Linked DNA regions of Homo sapiens: all the other regions are linked to region 1. A link is a loop called in an ENCODE intact Hi-C map of the cell type or tissue named here. Cell type or tissue: IMR-90. All regions are shown on one strand.

What was found. Hi-C counts contacts between places; a loop is a spot of excess contacts. Peaks named below come from ENCODE experiments on the same cell type or tissue, not always from the same donor. Only the 100,000 strongest peaks of a DNase experiment are listed, where the experiment ranks them.
Region 2: it touches region 1 in a loop (11-fold over the local background); 4 of 110 quality-filtered maps call a loop at or near these places.
Region 3: it touches region 1 in a loop (9-fold over the local background); 3 of 110 quality-filtered maps call a loop at or near these places.

Annotation. Positions count from the first base shown.
Region 1 is chr11:2,529,373-2,537,372 of GRCh38, forward strand. All of the region lies in intron 2 of KCNQ1 (potassium voltage-gated channel subfamily Q member 1), which reads left to right. Among named protein-coding and RNA genes, the nearest start is that of KCNQ1, 88 kb to the left of the region's middle. RefSeq lists enhancers at 3,324-3,433, 6,184-6,684 and a silencer at 4,190-4,350. In IMR-90, CTCF peaks have their summits at 2,194 (motif pointing left) and 3,580 (motif pointing right); DNase peaks (open chromatin) are centred at 3,559 and 4,569; H3K27ac peaks cover 670 bases; H3K27me3 peaks cover 105 bases.
Region 2 is chr11:2,988,312-2,996,311 of GRCh38, forward strand. NAP1L4 (nucleosome assembly protein 1 like 4) reads right to left here and starts at 4,018. Exons shown (of 16, transcript NM_005969.4): 1 at 3,943-4,018. RefSeq lists enhancers at 2,587-3,443, 3,988-4,282. In IMR-90, no CTCF peak of the experiment used is centred here; a DNase peak (open chromatin) is centred at 4,090; H3K4me3 peaks cover 2,950 bases; H3K27ac peaks cover 2,090 bases.
Region 3 is chr11:2,821,194-2,829,193 of GRCh38, forward strand. The region is part of intron 15 of KCNQ1 (potassium voltage-gated channel subfamily Q member 1); the gene reads left to right. Among named protein-coding and RNA genes, the nearest start is that of KCNQ1-AS1, 36 kb to the right of the region's middle. RefSeq lists an enhancer at 6,372-7,272. In IMR-90, no CTCF peak of the experiment used is centred here; DNase peaks (open chromatin) are centred at 4,438, 4,948 and 5,298; H3K27ac peaks cover 2,466 bases.

The DNA.
Region 1 (8,000 bases):
TGCCATCACCTTATCCAGCCCCGGGAAGAAACTCGAAGGCCGCGGGTGAATAAACTGGGGGAGACTGACATCTCGGTGGTCTCCAGGAGCATGGTGTGTGTGTTTATGGGCAGCATTTTATGGTTTCATTATGTAGATTGCAGGCAGTTTAAGTCTATTCCTCATCATAATAATATTGAGAGAATAAGTTGTTATTGTTGCCATCACATAGGGAGTTTCTAGTCTATCATGTTTTCCAGGCACTTTCCTGGCGTCTGCGAAAGCTGTTAATTTCTGCTACAGCCTGTGGTCCTGCTACTTCTCGTGACTGTGGTCGTAGAAGTTTTTCCCTCTGTCCTTTGCATCTTTTGCGTTTCCAGATAAGGGATGCCTTCCAGGAGGGCAGATTGCTGCTTGGGTCTGTCCAGAGCTGGGGGTGGTACCTGCGGCCAGCGGGGCCCTCCTGGCTTCTGTGGGCGGGCCGGCTGCCAGGCGGGGGGTGCGCACCTCCCGTGCTCAGGAAGGGTCCTTCAGGTCCGATGCCTGGCGTGGTTTTACGGTGACCATGTGGATTCTGGTCAGGGGTCTTTCCTGCTTCTGTGAGGTGCTCCTGTCAGTGAGGGGCCCCCCTTGCCTTCCTGGAATAAACCCCCTTGGTCCTGGCGTGTGAGTTTCATGTCCTATCACATTGTACTCTCATGCTTTGTTCAGACTTTTGCACTGCCCTGTGAAGTGGGGTGTGTGTGTCATCTTGTGGTGCCATCTTGGTTGGGGTGAGGCCGTCCTTCCCCCACAGGGCGATGTCCAATACCCTTGGCAGCATGGGCCTCATGTTTTATGGGGTCCCCAAGGTACCTGCCCAGGATCCCCAAGTCCTCCTCACCCACCACAGACCTGGCTCTCAGATGAGCACCCAGCCAAGTCTCTGGCCATGTCTAGCAGGAGGATGTTCTGCCCCGGCCAACTGACAGGGTTGGCTCAACTGCAGGAGTGGGCACGGCATGTCCTTTGCTGGTTCTGCCATGGGGCGGGTCTGTGGGGGGTCCCTGACCTGGTAGTTGTCCCTGGAGGGCCTGGGGCCAAGGATGCCAGTGGTTCCCAGGCTGTGAGAGCCGCGCTGCCAAACATTCCCCTGGAGAGTCTCCGTGTGAGGCCCTTTGTACCTCTGCAGGTGTGTGTACATGTGTGTATGTGAGTGCCCACATGCACGGGAATGTGTACACGCATGTGCGTGTTTATGGGTGAGCTGTGTGCTTAAGTGTGCATCTGTATCTGAGTATTATGTAAGTGTGCATACACATGAGCACGTGGGGACTTTCACGCATGTTTGGCTCTGTTTCAATGTGTGTACATGTGTGCACATGTGTATCTGAGCGTGTACATGTGTGAATGTGGCCACATATAGGCACATTGTAGTGTGCGCCTGTGAGCATGTATTGTATGTTTATGCATGGCTGTGTTGTGTGTATTTATGTATAGCTATGTGTCGCTGCGTGTGTGTACCTATGTGTATGTACGTGTGTTCATGCCTGTGCTGTGTGTGAGACGTGAGATCCTGCCTGTCCCATCCCTCACGTACTAACCTGGATCTAGGTGGTTAGCCCCTCGCCCCCAGGTGGCCTGGGACTTGCCTGGTTTTAAATGGAGCCCCGGTGCTAACGTGAGCCCACCCAGGTGCTCCTGCCCAGCCAGGGCTGTCTGTCAGCACCACAGCGTCCAAGTTCAGGTCCTCACTTCCTAGGTGGTTATCTCCCAGGCAGCTGGGAGGGCGAAGCCTGGAGAAGCCTGCACCCAGGCTGGACCTGCAGGGACCTTCAGACGTGCCCTGGGCTCCACATGCCCGTCTGCAGCTCGAGAATTAGACGTGCCCTGGGCTCCACATGCCCGTCTGCAGCTCGAGAATTAGACGTGCCCTGGGCTCCACATGCCCGTCTGCAGCTCGAGAATTAGACGTGCCCTGGGCTTCATGTGCCCGTCTGCAGCCCTAGAATCACCAGCAGCACCCCAAGGCCCCCATGCGGCATCTAAACCAGGCAGGGGACAGGGGCATGGAGCAGACCAGGTAGGGTTGCTCCCTAGGATGCAGCCCTGCCCAGGCAGGAGGGCAGACCCTACACAGTGCTGAGCTGTGCCCCCAGGGAAGCCTCCAAGATGGTCCTCATCCCAGCAGCCCTGCCCACTGTCTGCGCATCCCTGGGGTCTGTGCGCCACCTGGTGGCTATTTGCTGAACTGTGGCCACAAACCCCTGGTCAGCAGGAACCGGCCCTTTCACTGCCCTGCAGCTCCCTCTCCTCCGGGGTGGCATGGCAGAGAAGCAGCCCGTGGCCCCAAGCATAGAGCCCCCTTTCTGCTGTAGTCCCCCTTGCAGTCCCCTCTGCCTTTTCCACTGCTTGGAAGGCAGAGAGACCCTGGCCGCCTCCCTTGTCCCTTTATCTGTCATGCCAGCTGCCTCCCTGCCACACCTTGCGTCTCACCAGGCAACCCTGCAAACAGCAGCTGGGGAGGACTTTCTAAGACAAAAACCTGATCATTCCAGAAGCTCCCTGTGACGTTTAGGCTACATTCCCCAAGGTGGTGCCACGTTCAGGCCCATCACCTGTAACACTACCCACCCCACCTCACCCAGCCTGGGCTCACTCACTCCAGGCCAAGCCTTGGACATTCCTGGCTGCCCCAGGGCCTTTGCAAGCCCTCTTCTCTGGACCTGGCTGTCCTCGGGAGTGTCAGCACTCAGCCTCTTGTCAGGTTTCAGGCCTCTGCTTGGCACTATCCTGCACACCATCCCCGCCGACCTGCCCTGTTCTGGGTTCATGGGGCTCTGGGAGGCTCACAAGCATCTGTCTGCCTCAGGCCATTCCACACTCCCTGAGGGTGGGACCCCGTGGCTGCGCTAACCCCACAAGCTCTGCATGGCGCTTCCTGGCCGTGCATGTCCCTCCCTGCATCAAATGCATAGGCCAGAGTTGCCCAGCGAGGATGACCCAGCTTGGTATGTGCTCCCGGCTTCAGCTGCCCCTGCGTGATGGAGACACCCTCCCACTCGCCTTGCCACACTTCCCAGCAGTCTCTCGAAGCACTGGCCGCGTGGAAACAAATCCTTCAAGGGGATTTGAGGGTCCAGCTGTCACTCAGTCATGGCCATGGTGGGGGCACGTTGGGGACACAGCAGAGAGTGAGGCAGCCGTGGGCCTGGCCTTGACAGGCGGATGTACAGACACATCAGGGCCGAGACTGAGGCGTGGGCTCTGGGTGGGGAGACAGTGACCACTTGCTTGGAGGAGGGGGCGCTCAGGTGGGAGGGGCACAGTGAGAAGGAGGTAAGCTGGTGCTGGCGGGGCAGGCAGGGACCCCTCCCAGGGCTCACAGCTTCCAGCGGACAGCAGGCACAGGGCTGTGGGGATCAGAGCACAGGCAGAAGTCACCTGACAGCAGGTTCCCGAGGCTTCAGGCCTGGAGGAGTGAGGACGGCTGTTGGGTTCTTGATTCCAGCAGAGGGAGGCTGTGCAGGGTTGCAGGAAGGACGGTTGGGGGCGCTTCGGGGAGGTACGAGAAGCAAAGGTGTTTGCAGCCCTTGGGGCCAGGCGGCGGGAAGGCCTGTAGACGCCAGAGGGCGCTCGTGCTACATGCAACTCAGGAGCTGCTGGCACCCGCCAAGGAGTGCTGAGCGCGGGGAGCCCAAACCACAGCCTTGGGGAACCCAGGAGGGGCCGGGCGGGTGCAGGACCCGCATGAGGGATTCCGAGAGCACGATGTTTAAATGTTGGGGGAAAAAATGGATCAAAGCGATGTGTTCCCAGGGAGCCCCTGTTTTCTCGTTTCTTTTCGTACGCCCAGCTTTGCAGTGCCAGAAAGCTGTTATCTCAGCACTGCTAAGGAAACCCCAGCGCGGCCTCGGAGGGATTAGGCATTCTGCTGAACCAGGGATATGCGGTGGGCCTGAAAAAGCCATTTCGGGAGGAATCTGGTCTCGGCTGGGGTCCGGCCGGCACCGTGAACACCACGTGAACACCACGTCGGAAATCTGCTGGGCAGGGAGATTTCCTCAAGGCCTCCCAGGGAGGAGAGCCACTTCCTGGGCTGCAAAGAGGGCCCCAACCTGGCTTCTGAATTCAGAGGGGGCTGTGTGTGCACGTGTGTACGTACGTGCATGTGCACGTCTGTGTACCCATGTCTGTGGAAGTGGCACACGTGTGCATGTGTGCACTCAGTGTACGTGTGCGTGCCTGTGGGTAGCTCCGTGCGCACATGCGTACACATATGCCTGGTGTGTGTGTGCACACGTGTGTCTGACGTGTGTGTGCTTTGCGTGTTCTTGCCTGGGAAGGAGTTCCCGGTTTGGGTGGCTCTCCTGTTTCTTGCCGAAGCCAGCTGCTGCTAGAAACTGGCCCCCTGCTCTCTGCAGTAAGAGACCCTGCCCTGGCCCAGGTGAGGGCCTGGCTTTTGTCTCCAGGATCACAGCTTTTGTCAAACTCCACACAAAGAGAGAGGCACTCAAAAGCACAACACAAACACGGCTAGTCCGCGCCTTTGGTGGTGAACATACCAGGGAATTGTCCTGCAATGCCTGTGGTTAAAAAACCCCGTGAGCTGCGGCCCCGGAGGCCTAGGGGATGAGGTCATCGCTGCGGCTTCCTCCCCTCTGCTGAGGCTCCCTCCGCCCCGCCCGGTGGCCCACCCCTCCCGCCAGCTGCAGCCTCCACTGCCTGGGTTTCTGCTGCGCCTTCAGCACACAGCGAGGCCTCAGTTTCCCTCCCAGCTCAGAGCAAGGCCTCAGTTTCCCTCCCAGCAGCAAAGTGAGACCCTGTAGGGAGTCTCTGGGCCTCCGTGACGGCCCTGGGCGGCCCTCTCTGTGGAACAAGGTCGGGTCCTGTCCTCAGCGCCCTGGCCTCCACTTGCTCAGGGCGCCCGCAGGCCCGCAGGTCCTCACCTGGTGTTTTTCACCTGGGACCCGCAGCTGCTCTGATGAGGAGCCTGCTCTGCGCACGGCCTGGGGCGGTTTCCCGCAGCACCATTTCTGCCGCTGCCGGGAAAAGACGCAGAGCAAAGGCACCTTTGCCCAGGTTGGGGAACCAGTGGGTGACTCAGGATTTTCCTCCACCCACCCCGAGGTCTGACTCCCTCTGCAGCTGCCGCCCGCTGAGGGTTGTCTTCCTCCCTGCCTGCCTCGCCCTGCCTGGTGAGCTCCTATGGGTCTGACGAAGCCCCGTCCTGCACACTTGCTTCGGGGGCAACTCCCCACTAGACTGGTTGCCCAGGGACGGGGGTACCCACTCCCTCCTCAGGGCTGCAGGGTGCTCTGGGAAGAGTTGTGTCCCTCTGTGGGCCTGTGGGCTCACTTGCCTTTTTGTCCCTGTCACTTGGGAGCTACCCAGCTAAGACCGGTCCCCACCACCCAGGCCACTCTGAGGCTTCAGAACGCGGTCGTCTTCTCCCTGGCAGGGTTGTTTCCGCCTGCATTTGTTCAGCCAGCAAATCTTTATTAAGCACCTACTGTGTGCCAGGATCTATGTGCAAGCAGCCCATGGGCTCATGAAAGGCAGAGCTGGACTGAGATTCCGCACCCCTGGGATCCTCACTGCAGGGCCCTGTGTATGTGCGGGCTGGAGCCCTGGTTCCTGTCTGCACTGAGCCCCTGGAGCTAGGCCCAGAGGACTTGACAGATGTGGGCCCTCTGTCTGCACAGCCCCCAGGGCACGGGGTGGCCTGCAGCTCTGCCCAGCCAGACTTCAGGTCACTGCCCCATGAGCCTGTAGGAGAAACTTCTCACTCATCTGTCCTGAGACCTGCCTGGAGCCCACCCCAGGGAGACAGAGGCTCTCGGAGCCTGTTCAGGGTGAAAGGACGCTAGACACTGGCCTGCAGGCTTTGGGCGGGTAAGGGTAGCGAAGGTGAAAGTGGACCAGGGGCAGGTGGAGCAGGGTAGGCCCAAGTGTCTGTCTGGGGCAGCTGGGGACACCCAGGTGGGCTGAACTTCAGCTGCCACCCAGCTTCAGCTGCCAAGGCTCCTCCCGGGTCAGGGTCGACCCCTGATGTCCCGGCAAGAGTTCCAAGAACAAAGGCTCAGAATCCACCAAGCGGAACTTGAAGCCACTGCCCTGTGGGGACAGGAGAAGTGACTTGGCCGGCTCTCCGGAGCCCAGTGTTGATCACTGAGGACCACCGGATACAAGTCCCTCCTGCCTTCCCCTTTAGTGACACTGAAGCTGTTGAAATCCCCATCCACCAGGAGCTCCTGGTCCTGGGGAGCCCTGTGCAACCCACTCACTGCCTTTCAGAGCCCTGTGGCGTCTCTCTCATGCGCTGGCCGTAGAGCTTCCTGAAAGCATCTCTATCACCCACTCTGCACCTGAGAGAGGGCGGTCAGGTGACTGGTACCCCCTGAAGACCTGGGACCAGGCCCCCTGCCTCTGGGAATCCATCAAAATGCTCCCTTCTGAGGCCGCTTTGCTGGGCGTAGGATCAGCCTTGCTTTGAGGGCTGTTTAGGAGAGGAACCCCGGCGCTGCTGCTCCCCGGAGGCAGCCAGTGCTTGTGATGGGCACCCTGCCTCCAGTGTTCTGCTTCAGGGTGTGGGATGCACAGCTGGGGGCAGGGGCGCTGCTGAAGCCACAGTCTCAGAGCCTGAGGCCCACGGGGCATGGCATGAAGACCCGGTGGTTCTGTTCCCCCGGGACAGCCTTGGTCCAGCCTCACTGGCCACATGCTCTGCCGAGCACACCCGCTGCTGTCCCCAGCCACCCAGCCCCATGCACAGGCCACGCGGCGACAGGGGCTGCTGAAGGAAGGCTGGTCCGCTCCCTGCCTGTGACAGGAGCTCAGGCTCAGGGCAGCAGGGGCGCTCAGCTGGGCCGCGGCTCCACGGTGTTAAGGGATTCTAGAAATTTCCTGCTGTGCCAGGCTGCAGCAGAGACTCCGGCCCCACCAGGCTTCCTGTACTTGGTGATAAACACACCATCCGCACTGCCTGCGGCTCTTACAGGAGTCTCTCGTGCACCATTGCTCAACCCCCGAGAGTTATGGAAGGAAGGGAGGCTGGGGTGGGTGCCCCGAGTGCCTTGTTGGAGTGGAGGCTGGCGCTGCCCTGCCCCACAGGGTGGCTGGCAGGGCTCAGCAGTTGCCTGGCCTGTGGGGGCAGAGGACCTGGGGAGACATGCTGAGCCCTCCCAGCGAGACACTGAGGGTCGGGAGGGTAACATGTGATTTTGAGGCCACCCGCTACAGCTTCTTGGGACCTCCCTCTCTCAGGCGGGTCTGGAACCCAACAGAGCTGGTTTGGGCCACAGCAGTGGCTTCCCAGGCTGGGCTTCAAAACCGGACACAGGGCGTGGCTCTCCCTCCCAGCCTGCCAGAGGGACCGCTGGGCCTATCTCCAGCCACGTGGGTCGCGAGAGTCGACCTGGGCTGCGTGATGGGGGACCCCAGGCTGGGCGGCTTAAACCGTGGAGGTCGCCCTCTCACAGCTCTGGACGATGGAGGGCCGAGACCCAGGTGTGGGCAGGGCTGGTTCTTCTGAGGCCCCTCCCGGCTTCTGAGGGTGGCTAGCAACTGTCTTCTAGATGTAGTACCCCAATCCCCCCCAGTCCCTCCCTTTACCTCACAGGGCATCCTCCCTGCGTGTGAGTCTGGAGCCAAATTTCTCCTCTATGTAAGGACACCAGTCTTACTGGATTGGAGGCTACCCTACTCCACTGTGACCCCCCTCCTAACTGATCATATCTGCAGGGACCCCATTTCCAAACAAGGTCTTACTCTGAGTACTGGGGATTAGGGCTTCATCATATGAATTTGAGGGCAACCCAGGGGTCTCCAAACCATGGCCCACAGGGTGGCTCCCTGTGTGTGTAAATAAAGCTTTATTAGCACACAGCACCACATACTTGAGGGCCTAATGCCTCTGGCTGCTTTGTGCCATGGCAGATTTGAGTCCTGCCATGGAGACCATGCAGCCCACAGGGCCTAAGATTTCTACTACCTGACCTTCCAGGAAAGGTTTGCCACGCTATTTATTTAGCAGGATAATT
Region 2 (8,000 bases), 460 kb after region 1:
TCATCTTGTCAATAAGGCACTTCCCTCTCTACCTATTTCATATTGCAACCACCAAAGTCCCTACTCCTCTGCACTGTTTTTCAAAAGCACCTGCCACCATTGAACTTGTTCGTCTGTCTCCCATAGCAGAAACAAGGACAAAGACTTCTGTTTTATTCTGCGGGAGGCCCCAGTACCTAGAACTGTGCCCAGTACATAGAAGATGCTCATGAATAAGTAAACAGATGCAAATCACTGAAAGCTACTTTTCGGTAACTGAGTAAACAAGTACTATTTTAATTATTATACTTAAAACCTTTGCACATAAAAGTGCACAGTCATTCTTTCTACCACAAATTAAACAGAAATTATCTCATCTTGTTTTTGAACAGGCTTTTCCAGATAATGCACAGCGCATTTTTAAAAGTCCCAAGGACATGAAATGAACATACATTTCGTTTTTAACAGTTAACAGGGGATACTTGTAAGAAACTTAAGGTTACACAGGAAGTGGTCAAAATCAAAAAGTAAAGATCACAAAGTGATCTTTCGTTGTTTTCATACTATAAAAACACAATGCCTCTGTTACTAAATGCAAAATGTAAAGCTCTGGCAAACAAAGTAAAGCAACCCTGTTCTCTCTTAAGAGGGCAGGGTGGAAAACCAATGACTGCCAGATGAAAACTAATTTATATCACCACAAACTATTTCTTAAAAATTTCATTAGCAGCCAAATACAAAATTATTTACTATCTACCTACTGATAAGGGTTTTCCATTACTATATGCTCAAAGACAAACCTTACAACTATAGTTTCGGGAGGCATAAATTTGCTTACCTCAGGAGGTCCCACAAAAATTCAGCTGAGGCCAGGTAACAGCAGTTTCCTGCAGAGATCAGCTACTTCCTATCACCATAGTGGTCGAAGAATCAAACGAAGTAATATCAGATTTCTACTCTGGAAGCCTAAAACACTTTTCCCTTTAAGCAAAAAAGCAAGCATTCCTTAGCTAGCAATCTCAGGCCAAACTCCCAACAAGCTCATCTCTGCTGTCTTATTCAAATATAAACCATCATGGTTTCAAGCAGTAACAGCACTCGCCTATTTCACACAGCTGACGCCTCTTAGGCCGTCAGGAATTTAAATCACCTTCTTGCCCACAAAGTATTTTTCTTCCAAAACAAACTGAAAAATATAGGCTCTTTGGCAACATTTTTGGAAGTACAACATAAACTTATCACAATAATTTTTAAACTGCAGACAACTAAAGGGAAGGAAGAAAAGCACTACTATATATACATACATATTTGAGGTCACCTCCTCCTGATGCTAGAGACTATCAACTGCTCAAAAGAAGGAAAACAAAATAAAGATTTCAGTCCCCACACTTAGCTGCGAATAGCTAACAAAGGGAATTAACATGCGGTCAATAACAAGAGGCTACTAAAAACTCTGACAGGTTAGGAAGTTTTCATTTCAGTTTCAAATTCAAATTCATACTGTAAAGTGGTGATGAACACATCCCATCCGCAGGTACTTAACCTCCATACAAATAAGAACTACCTCTCATATGGGCAAAAAGATCAAAATTCTACAGAAGAATCTGATGGCTAAATGGCTAATTTGCAAAACACAATGCCCTGTACATTTTGAGGACATCCTAAAACATGTGTAAACTTTTCAGAATTCAGTTTACCAAAGTTATCAAACTTAAAAATGATTAAAATTTATTTGCTACTGCAAAGAATTCAACCAATTTCTCCAATGACTACTCCATATTCATTTTGAAAAACAGTACCGGATTTAAAGCTTACACAACAAAATTCACAAAAGTGTTATATGTGCCTATATGACATATAGGCACAAATAACTGCAGACATTCTGAAGCTAACACTGCTCAACCAGGAAAAAAAAAAGACTGCAATTGGATATGTAATAACAGCTATTTAAGACGGCAGTAACGTGTTAAAATGGTTCATAAAAATCACATCATAAGGCCCTGAAATTCTAGTAAAAATATCTCTAAGTAAACTTGTGAACTACTACTAAATAACTAATTTTCTCTCTCTCTGTAGTCACTCATTTTATCTTTGGATTACTTTCCCATTCTATCACCACGTTGCTTTCTCTGAACTTCATTTTACATTTGCATATTATTTATTCCATTAGCAATTGCTCATCCCAGTCTGAATCTCAAAATTCTACTATAGGAGGCATTTGGCATTCTGTGGAATAAGAGAATTTTGAGATGGAAATGATCAACCAGCTCAAAACCTCGTAAGCTAGAGTTCAGTTAAGCTTAGCACAATGATGAAAACAATTTCTCATTAAAACTTCTTTCATTCCCTCTACAGAAGCAGTAACCCTGGGTACAGTTAAAACTGCCTGGGTCTTTAAGCTTTGTCACCTCGGACAAGTCATTATACCTAACCTCCCAGGGCCTCAGCTTCCAGAGTAGTTAAATGGAAAAACAATAGCATCTATCTCAGGTTATTAGATTATGAAATGAGTTAACACACGCAAACAGGCTGAAAGAGTCCCTGGTGCGCAGTGCAGGTATTAGTCATTTAGAGGTATAGTTACTATTACAGGAAGGTAGTAACTTAGAAAGACTTACCTTTAAGGTCCAACAACCTAATCTACATATTTGTATATTTCTAAGGTAAGAGAATTTTTAAAAGTCTATTTTCACCCCGTAAACCTAATGCAGGAGGATAAGGCACGGGTTACTACAGGAAAAAGTAATGCAGACTGGGGGATGCGAACCAAAGCACAGACGAATGTGCCCCGACGATTCCTCCGAGAACATAATGAAATGGCGGACCTTCCTGCCAGAGGAGCGCACAGTCACCCAGGCAGGTGATGTGACACACACGTTAGGGTCTAAAGGTCCCAAGGCTGGAGTCCCCTTTACTGGACCCTAAACATGTCTGCCTCCTGCCCCGCAATCAGACTTAGAGAACTGTGGACGGTGGAAAGTCTTATCATGACCAGGCCATCCTTCGCTGGGGTGAACGGAAAGCATTCAGAAGGGGAAAATTGAAAACAACAAAGACTCTGGTCAGGTCAAAAAATACAAATGTGACCTCTTCCACCATCTCTGAACTGAAAGAAAAGCATGGCACTTTCCCATCCATAACATGTACAATTTTTTTTTTTGGAGATTTTGCTTTTCCCTTGTGAAAGACGGTTTTAAATAGTAAACAGACTTGCTGCCCACCTTGGCTGGGAAACCAAGTCCCGTGAGTAACTAGTCTAAGGCCACTCAGGCCAGTCCTCGGGGAGCGCACGCCGCCCAGCTCGCTCCCACCGCACAGCTCCCAACAGCTAAGAAGCAACGCCAAGGACTTTCTTCCCCGTCAGACATGCCCTCGGCCACACCAAACTGACATCAAAACCCCAGTTAGCCCAGCCTGACCCCACAGAGGCTCACGATGACAACCGCCCTACGGAAAAACTCAAATTCCTAAACATCTAATAAAGAAGTCCTGGACGTCTCCACCTTAAAAACGGGAAGCCTGAACGCTCCGGCGCGCCCGGCCGTGTAACCGCCACAGCCCCCGCACGCGGGGCGGGCTGGGCTAGCGGGAGATTTGAGCGGCCGCCGCCTCTCGCCGTCTTCGCCTCCTCCAAGGGGCCGCCGCCCAGGAGGCCGCCCGCGGCGCAGAACAAAGCGCCTTGACCTTCAGTGAGGCGGGCAGCCGGGCGAGGCGCGCCGGGAGTTGGGAGGGGCCTCCCGCCAGCGCCCCAGGCCCGGGCTCCAGGCCCCAAGCCCCAGGCCCCGCCGCGGCCGCCGCTGCCTGCCCCGACCAGAACGCGGCCCCGCCCCTGCCCCACCGCCCCGAGGCTTCCAGAGATGGCCGCCGCCGCGCCCGCGCCGGACCCGCGGCCCCACCCGCCCGTCCGGGCCCGGCCGCCCTCCCCAGCGCGCCGTTACCGGCCCAGCACCCGTGTCTCCGCACCTCACGCCTCCTGCGGCAGTGGCGGCGACCCTAGCTTCGCTCGCTTTGGGGCTGCGCCGCCGTGGCCTCCAACAACGCCGGCTCCCATTGGCCGAGGCTCCTAGCTCCTCTCTCCGCGAGCAAGACAGGCTGCGATTCGCCGAGCGCGGCGCAAGTCAACTGCGCTTCGCGCCGCAGTCAGCAACCAATCACAAGCCTCCGAAGAAACGCCGCGCCATATGCAAATATTCCTCCGCGCGGCGCGCGCCCTGCGTTCCTCCGCCTCTTTAAATGGGGCGGGGCAAGGTGGAGACCGCGTGTGTGGTTCCGGGGGGTCCCGGGTCCCCGCTCCCGGGACCTTCCCCGGGTGGCACCACATCCTCGCGGGACACTGGGCACCACCCCTCTCCGTGGGCCCCGGCCCCAGCCGTCTTTATCTCCTGCGCCCTCCCAGTTCCCTAGTTCAATCCCGTCCGCGGCGGGTCGGTGCCTCCAGCACTCCGTGCGCCCGCTGATGTGAGAACCCCACCTCCCATGTCGTCCCCTCGCGCTACTCCTTGAGAACATCGCGGAGGGCCCCTCCGCCTGGGAGCCGTTTTCAACCAGCCCCGTTAGTGGTTGGGACGTAAGCCTAACCCCCGCTCATCCCCCAGGTCCCAGGTTGGAGAACACTTCCTCTGCGAAGAGGTCGGGGCTGGGTCACCTCCGCGGACAGGACGGGACTAGCCACTGCCTGCATCTCTTCCCCCACGCCCTGAGCCCCGCAGTGTCCCAGCAGCCTAGTTCTGGCCTGCGGGAGACCCTGTCGGACAAGGAGGAAAAGCAGTGCGCACTGGGCCCTCAGATCAGCCCCCTGAAGCAGAGCAGGGCAGAGGGCTGGGGAGGAGCTGGCCTGTTTCGCCCGCCCTGTTCTCCCTCTCATGGTGCCCTCTGGGCTGGGGTGAAGGTACCAGCCCCAGCCTGTGCACATCACATTTTGTAGAAAGGCATCCAATTTGATTGGAAAATAACCCCTACGCTGGGACTTTTGAGGCTGGTTCATTTCCATGTTCAACCGTGCCATTGGGGGTCTTCAAGTCTAATGTGCATTTTTTTCAGAAACGTTCTCTTTTGGGATGACGTTACTTTTGAAACAATTGCTAATTATTATTATTATTAGCAAGTTATTCCTGTAATGGGGAAAATTTGAAACCATTTAAAGGCTCCTGGTTGAGGGATTAAGAACATAGCGTCGGTTATAAACCTCAGAGGTAAGCTGGGAGGCTGAGGCAGGAGGATTCCTTGAGCCCAGAAATTCAAGTCCAGCCTGGGCAACATAGTGAAACCTCATCTCTAAAAAGAAATTAATGCGGAGCGCCGTGGCTCAGGCCTGTAAACCCAGCACTCTGGGAGGCAGAGGCAACAAGTCCAGCCTGGGCAACATAGAGCACCCTTCCCCTGCTCCAAAAACAACAACAACAAAAAATTACCCAGGCGTGGTGGCTCAGGCCTGTAATACCAGCTACTTGGGAGGCTGAGGTGGGAGAATTACCTGAGCCCGTGAGGTCAAGGCTGCAGTGAGCAGAGATTGGGCCACTGCACTCCAGCCTGGGTAACCAGAGGGGGACATTGTCTCAAAAAGACAAAAAAAAGGCCGGGCGCGGTGGCTCAAGCCTGTAATCCCAGCACTTTGGGAGGCCGAGGTGGGCCGATCACGATGTCAGGAGATCGAGACCATCCTGGCTAACACGGTGAAACCCCGTCTCTACTAAAAATACAAAAAAATTAGCCGTGCATTGTGGCGGACGCCCTAGTCCCAGCTACTCGGGAGGCTGAGGCAGGAGAATGGCGTGAACCCGGGAGGCGGAGCTTACAGTGTGAGCCGAGATCGCACCACTGCACTCCAGCCTGGGCGACAGAGCGAGACTCCATCTCAAAAAATAAAAAATAAAAAAAAAACTAATTAAAACAAAAAACATAAAAACCCCTCAGAGGTGACCGGTGCATGGCTGAGGCCTGACCCACACAGCGTGCTCAGTCCTGTCTGGCCATCTGTGTTTTAGGAGAGGGTGTGTGTGCTCTCAATTCCTATTTTACTTATTTAGACTTTCAGACTTTTCTACAAAGGTCATGCTTTATGCTTTGCGGAAGCATAAACAATGATAGAAATGACACAAGAACCTGGGCATTTGAAGTTTGGAGGGTCCTTCCTCCCATCTAATAAAGTCTCAAGACCATTTGCAGTAATGGGATCCCCCTGCTCCTGGATGTTGGGGTTGGTGGGGGTGGCATCCGGGTGGGTGGATCCTCTGAGGGAGCTGGGCCTTGGGGCTGGGGGCAGCTGGACCTGCTCCCTGGGAGATCTGCTGGAACTGGAATGATTGTGGTGGTGGTGTTTTTCTCTTGGTGGTTGGTGGTTTCTCTCCTTGGAAGATTCTCATTTGGAAATAGAGTCTTCACAGATGCAATTAGGTAATGAGGTCGAGTGGGCAGATTGCTTGAGCCCAAGAGTTCGAGACCAGCCTGGGCAACATGATGAGATCCCATCTCTACCAAATATCTAAAAATTAGCTAGGCATGGTGGTGCATCTATAGTCCCAGCTGCTTGAGAGGCTGAGGTGGGAGGATCACTTGTGCCTGGGATTTAGAGGCTGCAGTGAGCTGTGATCATGCCACTGCACTCCAGCCTGGGTGACAGAGCAAGACCAAGACCCTGTGTCAAAACAAAGAAGTCCCCAGATGACACTGACATGCAGCCAGAGCTGAGGGCCACTGGGATCAGGACTCCCAGGGTAGCTGGCGCTTGGTGAGTTTCATTCCTGTTTTCCCAGCGCTGCCTCTGCCAGGCCTCAGGCATGAGCCCACCTGTCTACAACCCCTCTGCTGCCTCAGCCTCCTCCAACCTGGAGATCAAGAGTCCCCTCCAGAGGCTACCTTGCCTGTAGTTCTGCTCTTGGCTGCCTTGTCCTCACTGAGGCTCCGGGAGACAGTCCCGGACAGACACCACGTGTTTCTTCTTCACATTGCCAGCACCCGGAAAAGTGCCTGGCACTTGGCGAGCTGTGCCCTTACCTGGGCGCTACTGACAATGGCTACACCTTGGCCTGGAAGTAGAGGCAGCAATCACTGCCCCATTCAACAGAGGAGAAAACAGAGAAACCCCTCTAACGCCCCCAGCTAAGTGGCTCTGGCCCTGGAGGGGGCGGCCATGCCCTTCACCTGTGGTGGGGGCGCTACTCCTCAAAAGACCTCGCAGCCGCCAAGAGCTGGAGCCGAGGCCTCAGAAATGCCCAAAGCCCCCTCAGTAGGCTGGGGGCTCAGCCTGTGGGGCATTAACAAAGTGGGGCCCTGGAGACATCCAAGAGAGGTGGCTGGTTTCTCCTGGTATATGGAGAACAGAAAACACCCATGGCGTACTCCACACAAGAGGGGTGCGCAGACAGGGAGTGCCTTTGCAAGCTTCCCGGCCTCAGAAAGAAGGCATCTGGAAGACTGTACCCCAAATGTTGTAGGGATTTGAGAGGTAGGGCACGGGGTCTTTCAGTTTCTACTTTATATTGGAAGTTTTCCGTATTATTTATTTTTAAATAATGAATACATGACGTTTTTATAGTAAAGACACCAAAGATTGCTCTTTGGGGAAAAACAGGAAGATGTAAATCTGGCTCTTACAGCTGAACAGAGCTTTCATGTACAGAAAAGAAACACTTTCCACAGGCAAACTAATATTATACAAGAAAAGTGTCCACCCCACGTTGTTCCAGAAGGATCTGCTGCAGCCTGACAGCAAGAGATTGCAGGGTAGGGAGGTGCTGGGGTCCTCTTGGGGGCCAAGCCAATGGCCTGGGCCCAGCCAGCCTATTGTCACTGCAGGCCCTCGGACCCAGCCTGGGGAGACTGGAGGAAGTCAGGGAAGGGCAGAGAGAAGGCGCACCGGGCAGTGGGCCCTCAGAACGGGGAAACTCCAGGCAGAAAAGCGGCCCAGAATCACTCTGAATTGGGGGGCGTGAAACAGGGGCCACAGCCTGGCCCTACTGCAGTCCAGGTGGAGCCAGGCCTTCACCAGCTGTGGGGACCAGGCGTGCCCCTGGCAATCTGGA
Region 3 (8,000 bases), 290 kb after region 1:
GCGGACACCGAAGCCTGGTGCTCTGTGCGAGTCCCGTTTCCTCGCCTCTCAGCTGTGTGACTCCAGGTGCAGAGGCCCCGCGTGGGGCAGGAGCACTGCAAGCGAGAGGATGGGAAGGTGGCCGTGGGCCTGGCAAGGGTTGGGGAATATGGTGAGAATGGTGCCCATGGGGTCACGCCAGCCACACACACTTTCTCGAGAAGTTTCAAGTGGAGCCACAGGGCCATTGTGTGTCCTGAATCATTGCTCTGGCTGAGGGAGTCTGGGGACCCATGAGGGCCAGATGGATGGGCTCAGATGGAGTGGGAGGCCATTGGGAAGTGGCTGGTAAAAAGCCTCATGAGGGCAGAGCCCCACTGACCCCACACAGTTACCCATGGTGTCCCCTTCCCCACGTGGTAATTCTGGACTGTTCACAGTGGCTTCCAAGGCCTTTGGGATGGGCCTTGCGTGCTGCCCTTCTGCTGGAAACCCTCCCAGCCATTTGAGGTCCTGCCCTCTGCTCACCTTGTTCCCTGTGCCCATGACATCTCCCCACCTTTTCCTGGCTGCTATGTACTGGTCCTATAGGGGTTCCTTAAAGGGTGCATCTTCCAAGCCACTCCTGTTGCCCTCCTCTGCAGCCACATCCCTGCTCTGCACACCCCCACCCCAGCAAGTGTGTGTGAGCTCTGTAGTCGTGTCATGGCCCCAGTGATGTCCTCATTCTATCCCTGTCCCTTCATGGCAGAGTGGACTTTGCAGGGTGACTAAGTGAAGGATCCAGAGATGGGGAGATGATCCTGGGTTATCCAGGGGCCCCGAATGTGATCACAAGGGTCCTTCTAAGAGGGAGGCAGGAGGGTCAGTCAGCGGAGAAGACAGGGGGATGGAAGCAGAGCTCAGAGAGGCTGAAGGTGCTGTGCTGCTGGCTTTGAAGACGGAGGAGGGGCCACAGCCCAGGAACGCAGGCAGCTTCTAGAAAACCGGAGAAGGTGAGGAATGAATCAGCCCTAGAGCCTCCAGCAGGTATCAGCCCTGCTGACACCTTGTTAGCCCGGTGAGACTCCTGACCTCCAGTGCTGCAAGATGTCACACACGTGTTGCGCTATGCTTGTGGTAACATGGCACCACAGTGCAGGATGCTGACACAAGCACCAGCACAGCGCCAGGCCCTGGGGTATAGTGTGGATAAGATGGACTGGACCCTACCCTCCTAGGGATGTCCCTCTAGGAGGTGGAGGTGGGGAAATGGGGACAGATATTAGGCCATTATGGCAGAATGCAAGTGTTTAGTTAGAACTGTGCTAAGTGCGTAAAGAGAGCTAAAGGCTACATAATAAGTTGTGAGCCTACCTAGGGTATTAGCAGAGGTGTCCCAAGGAAGCTCCCTGTGAGCCGAACCCCAAAGGATGGGTGGAAATTAGCTTAACTAAGTGGAGAGGTGGGATAGTCATGGGCCAAGGCCCCAAGGCAGGAAGGAATAGGCCTGGTCTGTGGGTCTGAGAGGATGGAGAGGGCTGAACACGGGCCAAAGGAGAAAGTTAGGGAGGGAAGGTGGAGTCCTTGGCAGGGGCTCAGCTCAGAACAGGGGGAGCCCCAAAGGATGTGAGGCAAGGGAGCAATGAACAAATCTCACCATTGTAAGATCTGAAATTCAGAACGGTGGCATAGGCCAGAGTAGGACATTGTGAAAAAGAAACAATTAGAGAAGCAGAAAGAGTGCTTGGAAATGTCAATTATGCTGCTGAATTAAAAAAAAAAAAATCAGTAAAAGATGGAAGTAAATCTCCCTGAAAGTGGAATGAAGACTGAAAGACAGAAAATCAGAACACCCAAGAAACATGCAGACTCAATCCAAGGACATCCAATATCCTGCTATTGGAAGTTCCAGAAAGGGAGATGAGAGGAAATAGAGACTAAAGAAAGGGCCCACTGAGAACCTCTAGCAGAAAAGAGCAGCCACTGTGTCATCATGCCCTTCAGGAACAGCAGAGATAAAGACAACATTCTAGAATCTTCTCAAAGAAGTAACAGGTGATTTTCCAAACATGGGCCTCTGAACAGATCAGTCTTTGGTAGAGAAAATTTATGAAGAGAGATGCCTTCAAAATTGTGAAGGAAAATAAAATTCTATACCTAGCCAAAGTATCTATCAAGGGTGAGGATACAGTAAAGACATTTTCAGATACTCAAGAACTTATAAAATTTTTCCAAGTCACTGCAGGAAAAAAGTATAGAATTTGCTTTCTATCCCTTTTCTTAGAAGGTTCTGGAGAATGCACTCCAGCAAAACGTGGGAGGAAACCAGGGAAAAGGAAGGCACCAACAACAAGGAGGCAGAAGACCCTACACAGACAGAACAGGGAGGTCCAAGCCCAGCAGCTGGCTCAGGGCTACAGGCCTCCAGCCCAGGCAGCCCAGGCAGGAGCAGAGGACAGGATACTCCTGAAGAGGCCACCCAGGAAGAGAAAATAGGTGGGACTGGGAAGAAAATCTGCAACGGAGCTTCCAAAACAGCGGAGGATCTCCCTGAGGGAGGTGTTGTTAGAGAAGAGAGCAGAGAAGCAGGAGAACCCAGAAAGGAAATGTGAGCACAGTATACCCCCTGGCTCTGTGGGGGACCCAGGCAGTGGGCATAGATTTCATCAAAACAATGGGGAAGCTGTGCTGGACAGTTAGAGGGTGGACAAAGCCGAGGGTGGGGTGAGAGCTTAAGCCTCACCTTCATACAAGGAAGATTCTAGTAGCTAAGATTGACAAGTCGAGAAACCATGTGGCCAGCATGTCACCAAAAGCTGATAAGAGGACCAGTGATGGGCTTCCCGGGAGTGGAGCTGGGCATGCACACTAAGGCCTGGAGGCTTGTGCTTATCCATCATATAGCAGGCCTGCCCTTTCCACAGCACAAACACCTTGACACACACCGTCACACACACCCATATTCGACACACACATTCACACAAACACACCCAGACACATGCATGCACATGGATAACTAACTCTTCCAGCAAGAGCCACCCCCTGGCTGAAGTGTGAGGCTGTCCATGGAGGGGCCAGAGTAGAGGGGAGGTGGGTGAGGAGGCTACGCAGAGGCCCTGGGAGGAGGGAGGCTAGGCCCAGGGGTGGAAAGAAGACAGATACGAGAGGGGATTTGGAGACACAATCCCCAGACTTGGGGACGAGCTGGATATGGTGGTGAAGGAGGGGAGTCTTCAGGAAAGACCCCCAGGTTCTGGCTTGGCCATATGTTGGAGGCTGAAACGATTCATCCAGACAGGAGCAGGGAGGAGGACACGCAGGGCCTGAAAGGTTCTGAGGTGTCCACGTGGAGGTGTTTGCCCGGCAGTTTAGGCTGCAAGGCTCAGCAGGGAGATTGGAGCTGAAAACAGAGGCTGCAACATGGAGGTGGTACCTGAAGAAGGGGTGTGGATGAGGTTGCCTGGCAAGAGATTGCAGGGAGAGGAGAGAGTGAGAATGGGGCCACTCAAGGGGTGAACAGGGCCTTGCAGTACAGGAAGCAGCTGGGGGTGGCGGGAAGAAGACAGTCAGGAGCTTGGGCATCCTAGAGGCCCCCGGGACAGCTTTGAGGAAGGAACGTCCCCTGGGTTCCACACCACAGAGCCATAGAATTCTGTACTTGGCCTGTCTCAGTGCCGTGCCGCATCCATCCTGCCCCTGGCACCGGAGGGTACACTGATCAGGGACACGAGTTCCCCTGCCGGGCACAGAGCAGGTTCCCAGTGAGTTCTGGGGCCTCAGTGACTGGGCAAGGACAGGGGCGTTTGGACAGGGGAGGCCGGGTGTGGATGGAAGCTGTACGATGGGGCCTGGGCCAGGGATTGTGGGCCAGCTCCGAGCTCAGACATTGGTCTGCACATGTGGCTGGTGCAGGAGGCGCAGTGTGCTGGGCCTCAGCCTGGACACGGCTGTCCCATGCGCAGAGACAGGGTCACGGTGGAAAGAGAGTCCAGAGAACATGGGAGGTGCCGTTTCCCTGCGGCGGGACTGGGGCTGGGGCCCGGCTTCCCCGACCCTGCTGTCGGGCGTGTGCCTTCATAGCCCAGGAAGCCAGTTCCTGGCAGGGTGGGCTCTGCAGCCAGGCCGCCAGGGTGCAGACCCAGACCAATGGGAGGCCAAGGGAGGCCCGCAGCCCAGACCTTCCGAGCCCTCAGCCTGCTCAGCTCAGTGTCCTTCCAGGGAAATGGGCGTTTCCTGTGGGAAGGTGCCAGGGGCCCCGGGTGCTGGAAGAGCAAGCACCACGCGGGGGGGTAGGGGCGCCCCAGCCCTCTACTGGCCAGTGTCCCTCCAGTCGTCCAGCCCTTGCTGCCAGGGGCCCCGCCCATGTGCCTGGAATCACACCCTGGACGCTTCCTTCTTTGGGTTAGATGTCGTCGTCTTCAACAAATATTTTCTGAATGTCTGCTATGTACTAGACTCTGGGAACACAGGGGAAAGTATGTGGACCTGCCCATGAGGAAGTCAGTACAGTGGGGCCATGAACAATAAACAGACAATTAATTATCCTTCGCGGAGCTGCGCGGGGGCAGCTCTCCCAAAGCAGTCAGTCATTCACACTTCAGTATGAATGAGTCTCCGGGTACTTTGCTCAGTAACGGACTGGACCAGCGCGGCCTCCACGCCAGGGACTGGGGCAAGGGTGGAGTTTGGAGTAAAGAGAGAGGCAGGGCAACCCCTTTCCACAGACACTTTACCACCTCCCCACATTGACAAGCTGGCTCCCCAGGGCCACCCGGAGCCCCTTCCTCAGATCCTGTCCCCATTGGCATGGTCTCAGCCCCTCCTGCCCCAGTACCCTCTCCCCGAGGCCTCGTCCTCCCCGCCATCCTGGAAACGATTTTGTTGTCTGCAGAGATTATGTGTAACTGCCTGTGAGTTATAAGCCTCCACAGCAAGCAGCCTGTTACCTAACCAGGCCTGGCTCATGCCAATGTCTTGAGTAATTATTGGGGGGCGGGGGCTGTCCAGCCCGCAGCAGAACCTCTCCGAGGGAGTGCTATTGTTTTTCATGTCAGCTGCATTTTAAGGCTACATTTCACGTCAGCTGTGACTTGGAAGGAAAGAGGGCCCGGCCTTTGAAAAATGAAGAAATTGAGCCGGGGTTGGGGGCGGGGAGGGCAGGTTAACCCTTCGGGCTCCAGTATTCCCCAGCTTCCCAGGGTCTCCTGGCAGTAACCAGGCCAGCTGGGGGTCAGAACCCGCGGCCAGGCCCAGCAGCCGCCTCTTGGCAGCGCTGATGGAAACCGCCGTGCGGTTCCGCGCAGACAGTCACGGAAACTCAGGCAGACCCGGCGTTGGGTGCGCCAGGCCGGTGTGGGAGCACTTTCCCCCGCCCCCTCCTGCTGCTGCTTCCCCGAAGGCCTCCCCAGCAGACCTGCAGCTGGGCACCCACAGGGTAGAAATGCCCTGGATTGGCTGTGGCACAAGAGGGCTGGCCCAGCACACCCAGCCCACCACTGTGCTCCCAGAGGGAGAACAGAGAGGGGTGCAGAGGGCCAGAGAGGCACGGGGCTCCCCTGGGCACCCCTCGTCTTGGGGCCCCTGCCCTGCCTCCACTCAGAATCCCACTATGTGCTTGGAGCCATGCTGGGTGCTGGGGAGACACACTAACCACTTCCCCATATGCTCACAGCCAGAGAGACACACAGGCCAGCAGCCTGTAAACCACTGGGTGTGGGGTGTCTGGTCCTGGAGTGACAAGGACAGGGAGGAAGAAAGCCAGGCAGGTGGCCCATGAGCCGTGGAGTAGGTGGGGAAGGGGACATCTCCAAGGAGGTGACATCGGAGCAGTCCTCTAAGGAGTTTGGAGTCATTTTCAGTCACTCACAAGCCACAGGAGGGCTTCAGCCTGAAGCTCAGAGGTGATGTGCTTAGATGTCACAGAGCCGGGAGGGGAACAGGCTGGGCTGCAGAGAGGAGGCCAGGCACAGTCACCTCGTGTTGCTGTCCCCCAGGTAGGAGATAAGGGACCAGAGTCAGGGCAGGTGGGAGAAGGGGAGGTTCTTGGTTCAGCTGCTGCTGAGACAGTGACCCTGGGGACAGCCCAAATAAGAGAGAACTTTGCCACCCGCAGGGTCCCAGAGTAGCAGAAGCTTCAGGGCTGATGTGTGCCTGGTGAATCAGCCTGGCCCCAGACCTCCTCTCTCTGCTTGCTTTCCTGTCCACAATCCAGTGCTTCTGTCCTATGGTCCCCAGCGGCTGCTCCTGCATTCACCATCACATCTGCATTCCAGCAGCAGGAGGGAGGTAAAAGACATGAAGGACAGGCCCCACTCCTGTAAAACCCTACACAGAAGCGGCCCACGTCATCCCCCTTTCTGTCCACCCGCCGGAATGTGACGCACGCCTGAGTCGCTGCAAGGGCCCCTGGGGACGGAGTCTCTATTCCAGGCAGGCAAACACTCAGCTTAATTCAGGGTTCTGTTGATTAAAAAAAAAAAGTGGGGTCGGGGGGGCGGGGGAGAGCGGCTATGGAGACAAGTGGCTGTTTTGCCAGAGGGAAAATTCCACATGTGGCTTGGAGGCCAGACCAGAAGGACTCAGATAGGAGTTGGGCGCTTGAGGGAGGAAATGGGGGTACACTTCAGCGGCTCAGGCCAGGGTGTAAGTAGCAGGTATGTGGTGGTACTGTTTTCCGGAATGAAGAGGAAGGGGCGGGCAGAAGGCAGCGAGAGCTTTGTTTGGGGTGTGTCGAATTCAAGATGCCTCTGAGACATGGAAGTGGTGAGGTCAGGGGCCGGGAACCCTATGGTGGTGTTGGCCCTGAGTCCAAGCCAGGCACCACCGGGCACATAGAGGTCTTGAAAGCTCGAATGTGGGGAGGCCAGCAACAGAGGGAACACTACCTGCAAAGGGGCGAGGGCAGGACAAAGGCTGGCAGCACCACACAGGAGCCAGCAGGGAAGGGGCCACAGCCGGGACTCAGAGGAGGCAGCCACGTGCAGAAAGGCACCCATGGGAACATGGCTCCTGGGAGCTGGAGGACCTCAGCAGGCAGGGACTAGCACCCAAGAAGAAAACTCTGAGAAGTCAGGACAGGAGATGGTGTCGTCAGGGGGCTGCTGGAAGGTTTGGTGACCGGAGCAGCAGGTGCCAGAGCTGAAAGCACTGGTTAAACGTGATGGGTAAACACATGTCTATTTCAGCTTCTTTGAATCCCACTAAGGTGACAGTAAAGGCATGAAAAACATGGAAACATGTAAATCAACTAGGGTAAAGTGGTCAGGAGAAAAGAGGAGACCAAAAATATGTTGACAAAGGTTTGGAAGCTGGGAAGCAGGAGGACAGATGGAGACTGGCCTAGGAGACTGGAGAGGGTAGACACCAAGCCCTGCAGGAAGAAGAGCCACCAAGAATGAGGCAGTTCCCAACCCAGGACCCTGACAGGCAGGTCTCACCCCAGCCCATGAAGCCAGATGCTACTGATTCTCAAGCTCAGCTAGAGACAGGTTGAGTCTCCAGAAAAGCTGAGCCTGAGAGGTTCTGAACTTGGAGCCACCAGGAGCAGTTGTGGGTGGGGCAGGAGCTCTCGTGATGAAAACAACAGGGATTCAGTAAATGCATTCAAGCTAAAAAGGAAGACCTCCTCCCCCACTTCCCTCATCAACTCCCAGAATGCCCGGTGGGGCACACCATTGTTTTCAGAACACCAGCAATAAAGCAGACACTCCACATTTCCAGAGAGAAAAAGTAAGTCACACACAAGAGAATAGAAAATCAAAACGGTATCCAATTTCTTAACAGCAATTCAGAAAGCTAGCACATAGTAGAGAAATGCCTTCAAACATCTGAGGGAAAAAATGATTTCCCATCCAGAATTCTATACCTAGTCAAACTCTCAGGTATGAGAATAGAATAAAGACATTTCCAAACATGCACAGTCAAAAATTGTATCTACCACATGCCTTTTCTCAGAAAGTTACTTGAGGACGTGCTCTAGCAAAATGAGAGGAAAAAACAAAGAAAGAGAAACACAATTCAAGAACCAGGGAGACTCCAAC